2 separate regions of the Mus musculus genome follow, and region 2 is linked to region 1. The links are chromatin loops, found by intact Hi-C in ENCODE. Cell type or tissue: left cerebral cortex. All regions are shown on one strand. Links, peaks and the distances in the headings refer to the core of each region. The heading gives the core; the rest is flanking DNA.

The links. A loop is a pair of places that touch in the nucleus more often than their neighbours do. Peaks named below come from ENCODE experiments on the same cell type or tissue, not always from the same donor. Only the 100,000 strongest peaks of a DNase experiment are listed, where the experiment ranks them.
Region 2: it touches region 1 in a loop (5-fold over the local background); 2 of 42 quality-filtered maps call a loop at or near these places.

Annotation. Positions count from the first base shown.
Region 1 is chr15:20,080,291-20,089,759 of GRCm38, reverse strand. No RefSeq gene overlaps it. Among named protein-coding and RNA genes, the nearest start is that of Gm25976, 100 kb to the left of the region's middle. In left cerebral cortex, for the core only: no CTCF peak of the experiment used is centred there; DNase peaks (open chromatin) are centred at 4,590 and 5,181; H3K27ac peaks cover 973 bases.
Region 2 is chr15:19,682,718-19,692,186 of GRCm38, reverse strand. No RefSeq gene overlaps it. Among named protein-coding and RNA genes, the nearest start is that of Gm25976, 500 kb to the left of the region's middle. In left cerebral cortex, for the core only: no CTCF peak of the experiment used is centred there; a DNase peak (open chromatin) is centred at 4,758.

The DNA.
Region 1 (9,469 bases), core at 935-8,934:
CTGGAACCCAAAGCAAAAACATGCCCTACTTAACTTAAATAAGGGTTTTCCTCCCATTAATTTCAAGCTTCTTGAATTACAACACATTTATTAGCTGAGTTGCATTTATTCATTGAGTATTGTCTGGTGTTCTCTCTTCAATCCCTTCACAAACAAAAAGCAAAGCAATGGAAATTTTTAAAATCTAGAATATTGTTCATTGGCAAGGAAGAAACTAGAAAATAAATATATTTACTAGGAATTACTTCATCTTCTATAAAAGATGGCTTCCTCTTTTTATGTTCACTAGTATGGGTCATTGTAATTAAAATGATTTTTAATAACCTTGGCTGTTTCTAATTTCTGTTGCTGAATTTAAAGACATACACTATATTCTTAGTTTGAAATTCAATTAGCTTTCCATTCTGAAGTTTTTCTTCTGCTTTCTCTTTCACAGCAAATCCATTTCTTTTTCAAGTACTGTTTCTCCTTTTGCATTCCAAAATCTTGACCAGAGGATGGATACATAATCTAGGCTTTTATGACATTAAATTAAGTAAAAGAGGGAATATTTCTTTTCTAATAGTAATTCAGGTCTTTTTCACTCTTTTTAAATTAATAATATTATTTGTTCACATTTAAAATGCCATCCCCCTTCCAGGTCTCCACTCCGTGAACTCCTCCACCCCATCTGCCTCCCCTTTGCCTCTAAGAGAGTGTTCCCCGACCCAGTCATTCACTTCTTAATCTTATCAAAATTAGCAACTAAATATTAATAGTCTTACTTGTTTGTTTCTGTGAATACATTTTTATTTTGTAGTTTAGGAAGATCTCCAGCACAGGTCAGTGATATCTACCTACACAAGTGTAACCAATAAAATCCTTGTCTTCTATTATCACTGTGTATAATCTGGCAACTCCTGAGACTACATAATTACAAACAGCTGGGATATAATTACATACTGCTGGAAGGGAGAGAGCAGTTGAGATCTCCATCACTTCTGGTGACCTTCTATAGATCACATTCTGTGAGGAATTCTATGAAGTTTCCATCTTCATTGTCTATTGCCAATATACAGCCATTCTCATAAGGAAGGCAATGACTATTAATTCTAGAAAGAGAATATTATGAACAAACATCTGAGGAAAAACTAGTGGTACTGATATAGGATGAGATGATAATTTTGTATCTGTTCAATACTTTCTTTTTTTTCTGTTTTCATGCGTGGTAAAGATCAAATATCTTACAAAATTTTCTATTATTTTTATATATACCTCTCATTTAATAAATTTATAACATCTATTTAGCTTTTACAAAACACCTGTATTGAATATTTTAATATGAAATATTGTATAATGTAACAGCATTTAAAATATCTTTTTAATTAGTTTTTGAAATTGTGGTAAAAATCTATTTCCCTCTCCTTCACAAACACATCTTCCTCTATACTCTTAAATCTTATATGTACAACACTGGAAAAATTGCAGGACAGCATTACTACCAAACAATATTTTTCATTCTGAATTAGTAATTATTTTTCAAATTATCTCTAACATATTTGAGACATAATACATGGGTATGATCACAGCATTTGGAAGGTAGATACAGAGGGATTTATAACTCGAAGCATCATTATCTTCAGAGATACTTGTAAGCTGTGACTGTATATATGTATATAAATGTGTGTGTCACTAACATCCGACTCAATAACTAATCTACCTTATATATATAAATACTTACTGAAAATAATAAAAGTTTCTAACAAAAATTTTTCCTCAATAATACTTTTGGCAAAGTTTATTAAATATTAAACCAAAATCAAAGATAATAAATTTAAAAAGAAACAATGGAGAGAATATGAATTAACAAGAGTGTGCACAGACATTAAAATGATATGCTGAAGATAGACTGTGGAGTTTGAGAAAATATGTAATATAACTGAAGAAAAATATAAAAATATGAGTCATATGTTCAGATTAATAGAAAAACCCAGTTGAAAATAAACCAAAATTTTAACAACACATGTCAGTGTTAGTGTTATTTGTCAGGATGCACATTGTCCCAGGCTAAGTCTGGAGCACTACAGTGAGTGAGTGAATTCGTTTTCCCGACTCCATGTGGCTATCTTTACATACACACCATTCTCTGATACCTTCAAGCACTTGTTAGGCTGCTGCAAATGCTTTCTAATATCTCTAATTTTGTGCAAGATCACTGTACTTTTCTGCTTTATCAGTGAACGGTTGGCATACTCTGCAATTAACATTTGGCCATTTTCACGTGCATTAGCATAATTTTTTCACCTCTGATCTTTTCTAGTTGCTCAAAATATCTTATGGACAGATCTAGACAGACTTTTGCATAATCCTTTAAATTATCAGGTGTAATTGTGAACAAAAAAATGAGTTCTGGCTCATTCTTCATTTTGGACTCCTAAATTCCTTAAGAGACTTTAAAAGTATTTCATCTCACTTTTCTGAGGATGTACTTCATGATTGTCAATAACAGTCACCCTGCTGTGTGCTAGCACATCAAACCTCATGATTTTATTTATTTCAATTTCGAATATCTTTGTCAAATATTTTCAGTTTTGTACTCTTACTTGTCTCTTAGAACGATGTTTGAAAATGCCATTCATGATAATAAGCACCAGGCACTTTTCTTTCTGTATCTGAACTCTTTCACACAATACAGTGATCTCTCATAATGGATATAAATATTTTCAAAAACCTCAGATGTTTTGTGGAGTTGTATTTTCAGTTTTTCTGTTCCATAATAATATCCACGATTGCACTTTATACACACACACACACACACACACACATATACACACATACACACACACAAGCACAGAAACATATTTTCCATCCATCTTTTCACTGGTGCTTTTATTTTTACATTTTTTAATAATAGACAGTCCTTAAAGGGGATGTCATATTGTTAGAGAAAGTAACTCACTGTTGCCTTAATTTTCATTTCTTAATAAGCAATTGATAAGCATTTTTCTATTATATGTTTGCCATTTGTTTACATTTTCCAATAAATATCTATCCCAATATATTTGTACTGTTTAAATTAGTTTACAAATAATTCTAGTTCTTTAAATATCTCATATACTAATTCCTTATTAAATATATATTTTGTAGATATTTTCCATGTCTTAAGTAGTTTCTTCATTTTAGTAATTATTTCAATTATTGTGTAATTTTTTAGATTGCTATGAAAATTTGCTTGCCTCCTTGCAAACGCACATTTACAAAAACTACATAGATCATTCTAAAAGAAATTTAGACTTTGCTTTGCTGAATCTATCTACTTTCAAAGTCTACAATGAAGCTGTATCAATAAAAATAGCATAATACTGATATAAAAATATATAAACCAAAGGAGCGAAATTAATTTCAGAAATCCATATAACTTTGTCATGAGATTTATGAGTATTCCAAGAAATAACAACAGGAAAATATTTTCAGTAGTGTTTTAAAAATTGTACACACACACACATACACACACACATGTGCTCGCATACATGCACACACACAGACACACACAAATCAAGTTTTATGAAACACTATGTGTAGCAGATTGTTAGATTTGAAATTATAACGACTGTTCAGATAATTAAATCACCAATATATTGTGTTATAGATAGCCACCTTAACAGAAACAAAACTACATTCTAAAATATCCCTTAGAGACCCAAGATACCTCTTTAAGACATTTCAGAAAAGCAACTAAGACTGCTTATTTGTTGGCACAAGAATGCAAGCAGCCAGCTGAGCAGTGGTGGCACACGCCTCTAATCCTAGCACTTGGGAGACAGAGGCAGGTGGATTTCTGAGTTCGAGGACAGCCTGCCTGGTCTACAGAATCAGTTTCAGGACAGACAGGGCTACACAGAGAAACCCTGTCTCGGAAAAAAAAAAAAAATACAAGCAGCCATGTTGAAAACTGTCATTGGAGAAGGAAATCCTTCACAAAGGAAAAGCCATCACCCTTAAAATGTGAATAACTTTTATTTCTTGTTCTGTTCCTATGTGAAAGAGGGCCATGAGCTGAAGATGAGAAATACCACATTGCCATACTGAAATTTTAGCCTTACAAGGCATAGCTGTGCACCAGGCAAGACAAGCCTAGAATCTAGTGCACTAGGCTTTGTTCTATACTAAATTATAGTCTAAGTTAACCATCTAAGGCACTGCTGGTTTTCTGGATAGCAAAGAAAAGAAGATCAGTTTTCTTATGCAATAAAAGTCTGACATAAACACTATTTGCTTGTATGATTCCAGCCAGGATTCCAGGAGTAAGATTGCATTCAAGTCCCTGGCCCATTCTATGGTCTAAATAAAAGCAGGGCCGTACAATAACTTACAACTGCTTTGTGCTTGATAACGTTTGCTTCTGTGTCTTAATAATTCTAATTGGGAGAGCAAGCAATAACAGTATTTCTTTTACTTACATAAGAAAATGAACAGAGTTTCTTTAAATCATTTATCAGGCACTTTGAAGACATTTGGCTATAAAAAAAAATGTTCAGTGGGAAATTATTTTTGTTCTTGTGAGCTTCCTGGAGTCTTCCAAAGCAAGCACATGCTAAACACGGCCCAGTGCAAACTGTGAAGTAGGCAAAGCTGCTCCTTTAGTTTCCAGGCCTCCACATCACACCACCATATTTTTGGCTTTTTATATAGCTGTATCTCCATGAATTTGCATAATTTTAAATGCACACATAAATATGACAAAGATATAGATATTTTATTGCAATTATATTTAGCTCTTTTCGATTTTTTTATCAGCCTTTCAATTCCCATTTCTTTGACAAATTAATAAAGTTACTTTATTTTTCACAGCCTCCTTTATTTGCCAGCAATCATAGAATTCCTAGTTCCGTTCCTGCCACAGAAAAATATATCACCATTCTATATTGTTAGAAATATGTTCAAAGAAAGATTTATCCATCTACTTAGAAACCCAGTTACATATAAGTATAATCATGAATATAAACATATATACTTTCATCAGAGATAACTTGATGAAAAGATATTCATAACACTTTTGCACTTGCCTTCCATTCTTAATCTTAATTCTCATATTTCTTCTAAAAGGTGGACATTGGTATTGTCCGGATTGGTCTCTTAGTCCACATACAGATTTCATGAATTGGACTTGACAGAGTATTAAACAGGACAAATTGTTAGGATGTTTTATGGTGCTTCACATGCTGTGTTTCTAGTATAAAGGGGGGTGCCACTGTTGGTAGGATGCTGTTGTCAGAAGAGCATCAAGGGTTTATCAGTCTACCAGCAATGGTGTATGTTCTCATTAGACAATTATTGCTGAATTGATGTAGGGTGTGGTTTCGTCTGGCTATGCTGCAGTCTTTAAAGTCACGGGTTTCTATTACATCATTACGTCAACAACAGCCATCAGAACTTTATATTTGTCTACCTGAGGTAGCAATATCAAATATGAGATATTAGAATGTCAGTGTGTTCTGTCAGTACATTTTTTTTCAATTCCTATTCCAAATATTTAAAAAGCATGTAATTGTTAAGCATGGTGTGGCATGCCGACTGATGAAATATTTCTAAAAATGTTAGGCAAATAACCAGCTACTTTCTGCTTGAATTTAAAGCATTGTCACAAGATGGAAGTTATAACCTGTGACTTAATTTGATCAAACCTACAGGTAACTCCGTCATTGGGGAAAGGCAAGTATTATTCTCTTAAATGGGCATAGAACTAAACTGCGTCCTAAGTTCTTCTTTGTAAACACATAGGGGAGCAAATTTTCCAGCCGTCGATTAGGTTCCAGATAATTGCCTTTCATACATGGTCACAAAAGCACCACAATGAATCAGTGGGTTCAAAAATTAAACAAAAGGGCTGTGTGGAAGAAGTTTCAAGAGATAGAAGAATTGGAAAGGAGGAATTGAGAGGTGAGTTTAATCAAAATGTGTGCTCCCGAGAGAGACAACCCCACTCTATCTTCTGTGTTCTCTTCTTTAGGATAGAAAAAGAACAGGTAACAAATGAAACCACCCTCATGGGGAGCCAGCTCATAGTGGATCCTAGACATTTTGCTTGTCTTGCTGACTCTACCTACAATATCCAAATTCACATAGGTGTGTGCTGGCCATTGACTCACTGGTCTCTTGCCTGTGTCTAACTCATGGAGAAACCATAAATAAATTAAGCAATAAATAATTTAAAAGATGAAATGTTCACCTGAGACATTGATTAGCACATACTGTTTCTAATAGATTATTTTATCACTAGTAAAAGTATGATCTAATCCAGAGCAATTGTCAAACATTTTTCTTGGCAGTTTCAGATCTCTTTTTTTGTGTTTCCCACTTTGTCCTGTGTGCATTACACATGTACGATGCATTTTGATGCTTGTACGTGTTAGAAGCGATGCGTACAGTGCTCACTTATGTATGGAATTCATAAAGAGGCCAACAGTTGCTCTTAGGAATTATTCTCCATCACTCCTTGGCCTTATTTGTTGAGGCAGGATCTCTCAATCAAAGACAGAGCTTGCTAGCATGGGTAAATCCTGCTAGCTGATATCCTCTTAGGATCTCCTGCCACATCTATATAAGACTGGATGAACATGTAAACTCCCCAACCAGCATTACCATTTCTTTTTAAGAATTTGTACTCCATTCTTCATGCTTTTATAACAAGCAATTTAACCTAACCTTTGAGTCATTATCCAATTGCAACTAAAGTTTCATTGAAAGCTTTATCATGTGCCCTCTTCATTTTATTCTTTTATTCATTAATGCCCTTGCATAACTGTGATTCAATTAAAATCACTTAATTTCATTAAAGTTCATTCTATTATTTGGTAGAATGAAGGATAATTTACTCTATTCTATTTCTATCTTCGAATGATCTCCAATAAAAACCCAAATGATATTTTTTTTTCATTTAGCTGTATGATTAAACATTATTTCAATAACAAAAAACATCAGTTTAATTTATATATATAAATAATATTTCTTTAAGAACGTTATCAAAATGAGAGATATTGTTACCAATAAAATTCATTTGAAGATGGCAATTCAAAATATAAAATATAATACTATATGTATTAGAGCATAATGTAAACAGATTAATCTAAACAAACTAGGGATTATGTAACATAAATATACATGCAAGACTTTTCTAACAAAATGAAATGCTAGCACATCTCTTTTTAAAAATAGTAAGGTTTTACTTAAAATAGTTATTATTCTATCTGCTACTTTCAATTTAATTGTAAGTAACATATTTTACTTAGAGTTTTCTGTTTAAAATAATTATTTTCTATGTGATAATAAATATTTTGAATTTTAAATTCATCCCATTAAAAAAAAAAAAAAGATTCCAGCAAGAACTATATGGCCTGTCTTCTCAAGAATTCAGGCTAAGATGATTAATAGAAATAACCCTACAACACCTTTTCTGGGACCAAGACACTTATAATAGAATTATTAAAAAACAAAACAGAACAAAACAAACAAACAAAGTCAACCAAGCAGAGGCAGAGGAAAGTACTGGTAGCCCTTATGCTACAAAGACCAATTTATTCTTTAGGGAGTGGATGGGTGGATGGGGGACACCCTCATAGAAGCAAGGGGAAGGAGGATAAGATAGGGGATTTTGGGAGGGGAAACCAGGAAAGGGGATAACATTTGAAATGTAAATAAAGAAAATATATAATAAAAAAGAAGAAAAATTAAAAAAAATACTTTTGTTACCAATAAAACATGACTGGAGAGATAGACAGAGAGAGAGAGAGACAGAGAGACAGAGACAGAGACAGACAGACAGAGACAGAGAGACAGACACAGTGGAAGAAACAAACACACAGAGAACAAAGAAACAAATTCAAAAAAACTTTTTTATTGGTTATGTTATTTATTTACATTGTAAATGTTGTCCCCAACCTGGTCTCCTCTCCGCAAACCCCCCATGCTATCTCCCCTCCCCTTTGCCTCTAAGAGGGTGCTTTCCCACCCACCCACAACAGCCTCACCTCTCTAGCAACCTTCTTTAATTGGGGCAACAATCTGCCACAGGACCAAGGGCCTCCCCTCCTATTAAATTCACATAAAGTAGTCCTCTGGTACATATGCAACTGTGGCCATGGACCCACCCAAGTATACTCTCAGGTTGATGGTTTAGTCCCTGGGTGCTTTGAAGGATCCAGAATAGTTGATATTGTTGTAATGGGGTTGCCATTCCCTTCAGATCTTTCAGTCCTTCCCCTTACTCTTCCATTGGGGTCCCTGGGCTCAGGCCGATGGTTGACTGTGAGTATTGGCATCTGTCTCAGTCAGACGCTGGAAGAGCCTCTCAGAGGACAGCCATGCTAGGCTACTGCCCGCAAGCATGTTTTGGCATCAGCAATAGTGCCTGCATTTGGTGTCTGCGGACAAGTTGGATCACACTGTGGAGCAGTCTCTGGATGACCTTTCCATACCTTTGCTTCATTATTTTTGTCCCTCAGTTTCCTTTAGACAGGAACAGTTCTGCTTTAAAAAGTAAATTTTATCTTCAGAAGCTTTTACTTAGCATACCTAGTCAAATAAATAGAACCAGAGAATTTCCAATGACACATTCATCCTTCACACTGAATCGAACTCTAATGATCTTAATTCTCTCTGCTGGAATCCTCGAGTTCATTATCCTATGACTATACCATCTTCACATGGTGCCACTTCTCATGGATTGGTTTCCATCATCATAGCCACTCCTATACTGAGGCATTGAGTAAAACTCATTCATCAAGCAGATTACCCAATGGTTCACATTCAATCGTGTTTTCTATTTTGTTTGTTCTTAATCCTGGACAGGAGATCTCTCTCTCTCTCTCTCTCTCTCTCTCTCTCTCTCTCTCTCTCTCTCTCTCTCTCTCTCTCGCTTGCTCGCTCTCTCGCTCTCCCTCTCTCTCTCTCTCTGACTCCCTCTCTCCCCCTCTCTGTCCACTGTCTTTGTGTCTGTCTTTCTGTCTCTGTCTCTCTGTCTTTCTCTCTGTTTCTCTCTGTCTGTCTCTTTGTCTCTCTCATGCATACACACATATATAGAGACACAGAGAAAGAGAGCGAGAATAAGACAGAGGAGACACAGAGAAAGACACAGAGAGACAAAGAGACACAGAGAGACTGTAGAGACTGTGCATACATCTGAGAATGATAGATGTTCATGAAAATGCAAATTTAAATTGAAAGAAAATAGCACTTCCTTTTGAACATAATGTAGAAGACATCACTTCACAAGTGCTATATTTACTTCATAAAACTCACAAGTTTAGGTTCTTTTTCATGTCTTTCAAATGTAGGCAACACTTTTCAAAAGCTATATGAGATTGTAATAAGTTTCAAGTCCTAAGAATATCATTCTGAAAGACTAAGAACCTTATACTCTTATTTCTGAGTTATCTTAATTGGGGTCTCTAATGCTTCAGTGAAACATCACTGCAAAAGTCACCGTTTAAAG
Region 2 (9,469 bases), core at 777-8,776, 400 kb after region 1:
GAAAAAGTACAGAGATCAAAAGATCGAGGGAGTGTGGGAGGTCAGCACCATTGACAATATCACAGTTTAATCTATAGCACAGGGAAGATAAGAGAGGTATGTACAATATATTGTATTATTGAAAATGCCAGAAAGTCTGTGGTGGATAATCTCTCTCAGAAATAGTTACATAAGCAATACTGAAACAATGATAATGTAATGGAACATCTTAATGTGGTAGAGGGAATATTTGAATGAGTATATGTATGTTTCCTGAATTATATTATTTAAGTAAAACAGCACTGTAAGTAAATTTCAGGTTCTTGCCTACAGAATGAGTTCAAAGGGAAAGGAACAGTGATATAAGCGTTTAATACAGAATGATTATAATAAAGCTCTGTTGTACACATTTATTGGCATGAAGAGAAAATAGATTTTTACCTTTCTAACAGGCATTTCACCACAGATAATAATAATTTTTCACAACACTAAAAAGTATGGTTCTTCTTGGGTTTCAGGGCTATGAGAACTTTGTTCCCAGTGCCTTTCAGTGTATACAGAGCTACTTTTATTTCTAATTGCACTTAGTAGTTTAGGAAGCCATCAAAACAGGAGTTGGAGGAGAGAGGTACAGAGAAAAGAAGTTATTTGTTCATCATGAGTTGTCTTCATGGTGCCCTTAGGTCTGTACTGTAATTATTTAGTCCTAAAGAACATCTGGATCGATGAGTGTTGTTCAGCATTTTCAACCATGCATGAATCTCTGTGTTTGCCTTACTGCAATACAAAATTGACATAATATTATTTCTTTAAAAATTAGAATACTAAGACTGCTATGAACATAGTGGAGCATGTGCCCCAGTACAGGGGAATGCCAGGGCCAAAAAATAGGAATGGGTGGGTAGGGAAGTGGAGGGGAAGGGTATGGGGGACTTTTGGGATAGCATTCTAAATGTAATTGAGGAAAATACGTAATAATAAAAAATATTTTAAAAATTAGAATACTATACTCTTATTCAAGCACATAAGTTTTCATAATAAGAAGGTTATACATAATTGCATTACATGAACACATGCTTTATAGTTTAAAACATCTTAACCATTTTATGGCACAAAATCAAGAAATAGAATCTCTATTAAGAATGCCTATTGTTATTTAAACTTTTTAGAATGGATCAAGCATGAATCGCTTGAAAAATTATAGTAATATAATTTTTATTTATGATTCTTTCTATGTGGAAAAATACTGGTCTGCTTTTACCAGTGTAGAAAATTATATTAAGAAAACTAAATCATCCATACTATGTGTAATTTTTCAATGCTTTAAACAACATGATTCATTTCGGCTACCATAGTTTTTCCTATTTATGTTAAGCCTAAATGCGTTTTCTATACTGAATATATTATCTTATGTATTCTAAATGCCCTATTAGGCTTGGCATAAGTTACTGAGTAAAAATGTATTAGCTATTTAATTGTGAATAAATTGTTTTTTTCCTACAATTCTAAATAGCAAATGAAAGGAATGCATTTTTGTTATTATGAAATTTTGTTCTGCTTATTCCACAGCTAAATTAACTCTCTAAAAAGATTTATGTTGGTGAGTGAAAATTGATATGTGAGCTATAATTATGGCTCACAGAGTGAGCCAATTTCCTAGTTTATACTAGGCCCTGGGTTCAACACCCAAATTACCACAATGTATCATGAAGTTGTTATTTTATGCATATGGTTAACATGCATGATATTGTAATGGTTATATATGCTTTCCTTATACATAACATTTGTATGACAGAATACTGCTGATAATGCCCATTGTTTAAAAATATTTAACTTTCTTCATATGCTAACTTCTTTATCTTATTTTGTTTCCACTACACCATACATGCACAAATATATACACAAAGGACAAAAGACATGAAAAGACATGAATCAATGATTTAAATGAAATCAATAAAAAATTACTACTGTCTTAGTTTCTTAATCAGCACTGCTGTAAATGCTTTTCAAAACTAGGATACCATAATTTCTAAGTCCTTATATAATGAAAAACTGAAGCCTGTTTTTACATTTCTTTTCATTAGGATTGCAAATTTCTAAGAGATTTTTTTAAAACTTCGTTTTATTAAAAGCCAAGTTTTATAAGTTAATTTCTAAACCTACAAGAAACAGAACTTTAGTGAACCACGTTTGAATATGATCTTTTTCAATCTATGCTCATATGAGTTAAATTTCTCAAGGCCTGGGAGCAGAATGCCAAATTGTATGATATCACTGAAGGAATTTATTTGGTAGAGTCACAGAACTTTGATTGCAAAATAAAAGGAGTCATTGCCAAATATAAGGATACCTTCTGCAAACCAATTTATATACAACTTAACAGGGATTCCATAAATTTAGGAGCATTCTCAGATCATAGCACAGCATTTCACGTTCAGTCTCTCAACATAAGTTCCCATTTCTTCATGAAAACTTAACAAGAAAGCATAGAGCTATAGTTAATATATTCACTCCAATATGTATGCATGCATACTACACACATACACATAAACATACATTTATATAACTAATATTACAAGCTCCACTTTCTTTGGCAAAGATCTTTAAGTTTTGTGGGAAGGAGTGTCATGTACACTGCCCATTTAGGGTTGAATCCTCCACAGTCTCTCTTTAGCTGTCTTTTTTATCAGTTGAGGGGAGAATCGTCTGCATTAATGGTCATCTGCTGCAAGGGTAAACTAACCTAATGAGGTCTGGAAAATACCAAAGTCTGTGAGCATAAAACCATGCCTTAGGAGGGATTTAAATTCTGTGCCAATTTGACAGAATGCTAGTATTGGTTTCTTCCCTAGGGCCTATGACTTATCTAGCTACCAGTCTTTGACCCCTTTGCCTGTACCAATTATGTGTTCCATCTCATTGAACAGGCCTTAGATCAAACTAGAAAGTGGTTAACTAATCCCATAACAGTCTTACTTTAATATTCTGCAAAGTTTATCACTTTTATAAATAGAATACTATTTATTTTACTTGATAACAGTGGACAATAAACAAAAACCATGAAAATGAGTATTTGTTAGTTAAAACGAGTAATATCTTTCCTCTGAAGATATTTGATACCGAACTTCCATCAAGTTGCAGATCATACTGTCAGGCACGTTAAGGCATGCCCAACTGTTTTCCCAACATTTAAAACACTTATGAAAATTGATATTCATTTTATTAGTATCATTATGTAGTAGAGTTCTTGATGAGGACAAAGAGCTGAACCGGTTAAACATCTTAGAATAAGAGACTCAAAAACAGTTACACTTCTTAATAATGATAACCAAATCTGTCTTGACCTGAATCCAGATAACTCATCAGCATTTTTGTTTTTGTTTAAATATAAACACAGCAAACATGATAGGAAGAACTGTAATGTCATTCATGATCTGGTTTCTTGGCTTTGGTTGTTTGTATGTTTATCTTTCTTTTACCTATGGTCCTAGTTAGAACAACTGCCTGCAATCTAAGAGAGACCAGATACTACATGGGTGCTAGAGGATGTGTCTAAAACTCCAATCAAGATGCCTGGAGAGGGAGTAACAGGAACACTCAAGTCTTTTAGATTAGACTGATAAGCTGACCACAGGCCTCAATCCAGCGAAGTTTTCTTTAACTCCTAAATTGGAGTCCTCAATAGCAAACTTTTCTTGAGATCTGCCTCTATTCTAAAGGAGAACAGATTGGTCATCTTTTTGTTTTCTTTTTTTACTTTTTAAATTTTCCTTAAATTTATAACTTTTATAAAATTCCCTTCTGAAAATCAATTTCATTTTTTTCCCTATGAATTGCCATCTTTAATTGTTGACACAAAGTACCAAGAAGCCTTGGTAGATTTCTGGCTGTCAATTTTATGGCATTGAAGCCTCCAGAGTTATTGCTGACATGAAATGATAAAGCTGCTATCTGTCTAAGTACGCATCATTTCCTATATGTTTGTTTTTGTTTGTTCTGTTTGTTTTTTTTTTTTTTTTCAAGACAGGGTTTCTCTGTGTAGCCCTGGCTGTTCTGGAACTCACTTTGTAGACCAGGGTGGCCTAGAACTCAGAAATCTGCCTGCCTCTGCCTCCCAAGTGCTGGGATTAAAGGCGTGTGCCCCCATGCTGGGATTTCTATATGTTTTTATCATATACTTTTTTTTTCTTACATCTCAGTACATGCATCAAATATAAATGAGAAATAGGTGAACTACTTAAATTTGGGGAGTTGATCTTCCTAAGAACTATATTAGAATGTTGGATTTTAGATAAAATTCTTACCAACACTTCTGCTTACTATAGATTACAAAACAGAAAGGGCAATGATACTCCTTTAATATCATTGTAACAGTAATAAAAATATTAGCAAACATTGCCAAGAAAGACAAAAATGTTACATAGGTTATTAAACTCATAACCAAGATGACATTTTCTAAATATGTGAAAGCAAAAGAGAGTTCAAAACGAGTTTGGCAAGAAAGGTTTTACTCGATAACAGTCTGTGAGTATGAGAGCCAAAGTGGTACTTTAATGATCAACTTTAATGTTGATCTAGCCAAAATTCATCTTCACTGGGCAAAAATATCCTCCTTTTTTCAGTGTGGGAGTTGGATACAGATGTACACTATGTATGTGCTGGGAGCACTTAGCAAACACACTCATATAAATAGTGGATCAAAGCCCTTTAAACGTGAAGATATTTCTACAGGCAATCCCCAGAAGAGGAGTGTTTGCTTCCACAGGAAGCAATCCCACTGAAAATTAGTTCTCACAAGTTTCCTAAAAATATGGATAGCATGACTAAGTGTCGGGAAAGCAGCAGGCTGGACCTCTTAACCAGCCAAGAAGAGCAGCCTACTGAAAGATTTAAATGTAATTATATTTTAAATGTTAACAGGGAATTCCAATACTAGCCAGGGAAGTGTTCTGAATGATACCAGTGTCTTGCAAAAGGTAGCTACAAATGGTGCAGGTGTGTTGTATTCCTCCAAACGTGGGCATTCACAGGTATGCTTCTTTGAAGTGGCTTTAGAACTCAGACATTAAGATAGACAGTCTCCAAGGAAATGAAAGCAAGAACTTGTGGGCAGTTGGAGGACAAAAAAAGCAGAGTCCCAGCAGAAAACATCAGGGAAGAAATGCTAATACACTGGGTAGAAAAGGACACTGAAAGGTGGCTCTGATTTGGAAGACAAAAGTAGAAATTTGTGGGCTTTTTATCAAGGTGTCTTCACTACATGTGAAAGAATTCATCCAGAGGACACAGCCAAAGGACAACAACAACATAAAAACAAACAACAAACAAGTAAGTTATCAGCTTCTGAGAAACTAAAGATGCAATCCATATCTGACTATTTAAGATGTGAGTGAACACCTGAATTAAAATCCCTCACATTCAGAACTTCAGAGAACTATAACATGGTGATAAGAAAGGAGCTATGGATCAACAGGCCAAAGACTGCAGGAATTCCTTACTTTCGTAGACTTCTCTTTCATGTTACACTGATCAAGGTTCTCTGCCAATCCTAAACTAAGAAAAGTGCAAGGTGGCAGTTTTCCCCCACAGAATATGATGGCTTTAGGGTAGGGCAGTTTTGTTTTCTTTTCTCTTCTCTATCATATTTGTATATTCTTCACATTATTTGCATCTCTTTCATTATTATGTCATCTGTTTCACAGACCTGTAAAAAGATGTAAAGTTTGCTTAGTCAGCTTAAATAATTTGAGGCCCTATGATGTTTGCTTATCTTTAATGAGTTTTTTTATTTTTTTATTACATATTTTCCTCAACTACATTTCCAATGCTATCCCAAAAGTCCTTCATACCCTCCCCCCACTTCCCTACCCACCCATTCCCATTTTTTAACTTAATATTTTAATGATTTATTTCTCCTTCAGAGCTATACCATTAAAAAGATGCCCAAAATGCTGACTAACAATCCTCAGAACAGATTCTTAGTGCTCAAGTGAATAAAACTGAAATAAGTACTCAGTTAAGAACTAAGAAAAAACTAGAAGTGATTAAGCTTATTGAGAAAGTCATGACTGCCCTTTAAAAGGGCAAACTGAATAATGTCCAACATTTGTGTTGGAATACCTTGTGCGAATGCAAAGAAAAGACAAATAAAGCAATTAAGTGCTGCTCTATTGAAAATATGAACATGTGCAATGGTGTTTTTGCTGATATAAAGAAACTTCTAGTGTTCATTAATGAATACCAGTTAAAGTAACCACTAAATAGCCTTAATACCAAAGGTTAATCACAATCGAAACCTCTATTGGCTTTAGTTCTCTGAAGGTTAAGAAACATTAAAAGATACAAAATAGATGTCTGAGGCTACAGACATTCGTTTATTTTTTTTTTCCATTTTTTATTAGGTATTTAACTCATTTACATTTCCAATGCTATACCAAAAGTCCCCCATATCCACCCACCCCCACTCCCCTGCCCACCCACTCCCCCTTTTTGGCCCTGGTATTCCCCTGTACTGGGGCATATAAAGTTTGCAAGTCCAATGGGCCTCTCTTTCCAGTGATGGCCGACTAGGCCATCTTTTGATATATATGCAGCTAGAGTCAAGAGCTCCGGGGTACTGGTTAGCTCATAATGTTGTTCCACCTATAGGGTTGCAGATCCCTTTAGCTCCTTGGCTACTTTCTCTAGCTCCTCCATTGGGAGCCCTATGATCCATCCATTAGCTGACTGTGAGCATCCACTTCTGTGTTTGCTGGGCCCCGGCATAGTCTCACAAGAGACAGCTACATCTGCGTCCTTTCAATAAAATCTTGCTAGTGTATGCAATGGTGTCAGCGTTTGGATGCTGATTATGGGGTGGATCCCTGGCTATGGCAGTCTCTACATGGTCCATCCTTTCATCTCAGCTCCAAACTCTGTCTCTGTAACTCCTTCCATGGGTGTTTTGTTCCCAAATCTAAGGAGGGGCATAGTGTCCACACTTCAGTCTTCATTCTCCTTGAGTTTCATGTGTTTAGCAAATTATATCTTATATCTTGGGTATCCTAGGTTTGGGGCTAATATCCACTTATCAGTGAATACATATTGTGTGAGTTTCTTTGTGAATGTGTTACCTCACTCAGGATGATGCCCTCCAGGTCCATCCATTTGGCTAGGAATTTCATAAATTCATTCTTTTTAATAGCTGAGTAGTACTCCATTGTGTAGATGTACCACATTTTCTGTATCCATTCCTCTGTTGAGGGGCATCTAGGTTCTTTCCAGCTTCTGGCTATTATAAATAAGGCTGCTATGAACATAGTGGAGCATGTGTCCTTCTTACCTGTTGGGGCATCTTCTGGATATATGCCCAGGAGAGGTATTGCTGGATCCCCCGGTAGTACTATGTCCAGTTTTCTGAGGAACCGCCAGACTGATTTCCAGAGTGGTTGTACAAGCCTGCACTCCCACCAACAATGGAGGAGTGTTCCTCTTTCTCCACATCCTCGCCAGCATCTGCTGTCACCTGAATTTTTGATCTTAGCCATTCTGACTGGTGTGAGGTGGAATCTCAGGGTTGTTTTGATTTGCATTTCCCTGATGATTAAGGATGTTGAACATTTTTTCAAGTGCTTCTCTGCCATTCGGTATTCCTCAGGTGAGAATTCTTTGTTCAGTTCTGAGCCCCATTTTTTAATGGGGTTATTTGATTTTCTGAAGTCCACCTTCTTGAGTTCTTTATATATGTTGGATATTAGTCCCCTATCTGATTTAGGATAGGTAAAGATCCTTTCCCAATCTGTTGGTGGTATTTTTGTCTTATTGACGGTGTCTTTTGCCTTGCAGAAACTTTGGAGTTTCATTAGGTCCCATTTGTCGATTCTCGATCTTACAGCACAAGCCATTGCTGTTCTGTTCAGGAATTTTTCCCCTGTGCCCATATCTTCAAGGCTTTTCCCCACTTTCTCCTCTATAAGTTTCAGTGACTCTGGTTTTATGTGAAGTTCCTTGATCCACTTAGATTTGACCTTAGTACAAGGAGATAAGTATGGATCGATTCGCATTCTTCTACACGATAACAACCAGTTGTGCCAGCACCACTTGTTGAAAATGCTGTCTTTCTTCCACTGGATGGTTTTAGCTCCCTTGTCGAAGATCAAGTGACCATAGGTGTGTGGGTTCATTTCTGGATCTTCAATTCTATTCCATTGGTCTATTTGTCTGTCTCTATACCAGTACCATGCAGTTTTTATCACAATTGCTCTGTAGTAAAGCTTTAGGTCTGGCATGGTGATTCCGCCAGAAGTTCTTTTATCCTTGAGAAGACTTTTTGCTATCCTAGGTTTTTTGTTATTCCAGACAAATTTGCAAATTGCTCCTTCCAATTCGTTGAAGAATTGAGTTGGAATTTTGATGGGGATTGCATTGAATCTGTAGATTGCTTTTGGCAAGATAGCCATTTTTACAATGTTGATCCTGCCAATCCATGAGCATGGGAGATCTTTCCATCTTCTGAGATCTTCTTTAATTTCTTTCTTCAGAGATTTGAAGTTATTATCATACAGATCGTTCACCTCCTTAGTTAGAGTCACGCCAAGATATTTTATATTATTTGTGACTATTGAGAAGGGTGTTGTTTCCCTAATTTCTTTCTCAGCCTGTTTATTCTTTGTATAGAGAAAGGCCATTGACTTGTTTGAGTTTATTTTATATCCAGCTACTTCACCGAAGCTGTTTATCAGGTTTAGGAGTTCTCTGGTAGAATTTTTAGGGTCACTTATATATACTATCATATCATCTGCAAAAAGTGATATTTTGACTTCCTCTTTTCCAATTTGTATCCCCTTGATCTCCTTTTGTTGTCGAATTGCTCTGGCTAATACTTCAAGTACTATGTTGAAAAGGTAGGGAGAAAGTGGGCAGCCTTGTCTAGTCCCTGATTTTAGTGGGATTGCTTCCAGCTTCTCTCCATTTACTTTGATGTTGGCTACTGGTTTGCTGTAGATTGCTTTTATCATGTTTAGGTATGGGCCTTGAATTCCTGATCTTTCCAAAACTTTTATCATGAATGGGTGTTGGATCTTGTCAAATGCTTTTTCTGCATCTAACGAGATGATCATGTGGTTTTTGTCTTTAAGTTTGTTTATATAATGGATTACATTGATGGATTTTCGTATATTAAACCATCCCTGCATCCCTGGAATAAAACCTACTTGGTCAGGATGGATGATTGCTTTAATGTGTTCTTGGATTCGGTTAGCGAGAATTTTATTGAGGATTTTTGCATCGATATTCATAAGAGAAATTGGTCTGAAGTTCTCTATCTTTGTTGGATCTTTCTGTGGTTTAGGTGTCAGAGTAATAGTGGCTTCATAAAATGAGTTGGGTAGAGTACCTTCTACTTCTATTTTGTGAAATAGTTTGTGCAGAATTGGAATTAGATCTTCTTTGAAGGTCTGATAGAACTCTGCACTAAACCCATCTGGTCCTGGGCTTTTTTTGGTTGGGAGAC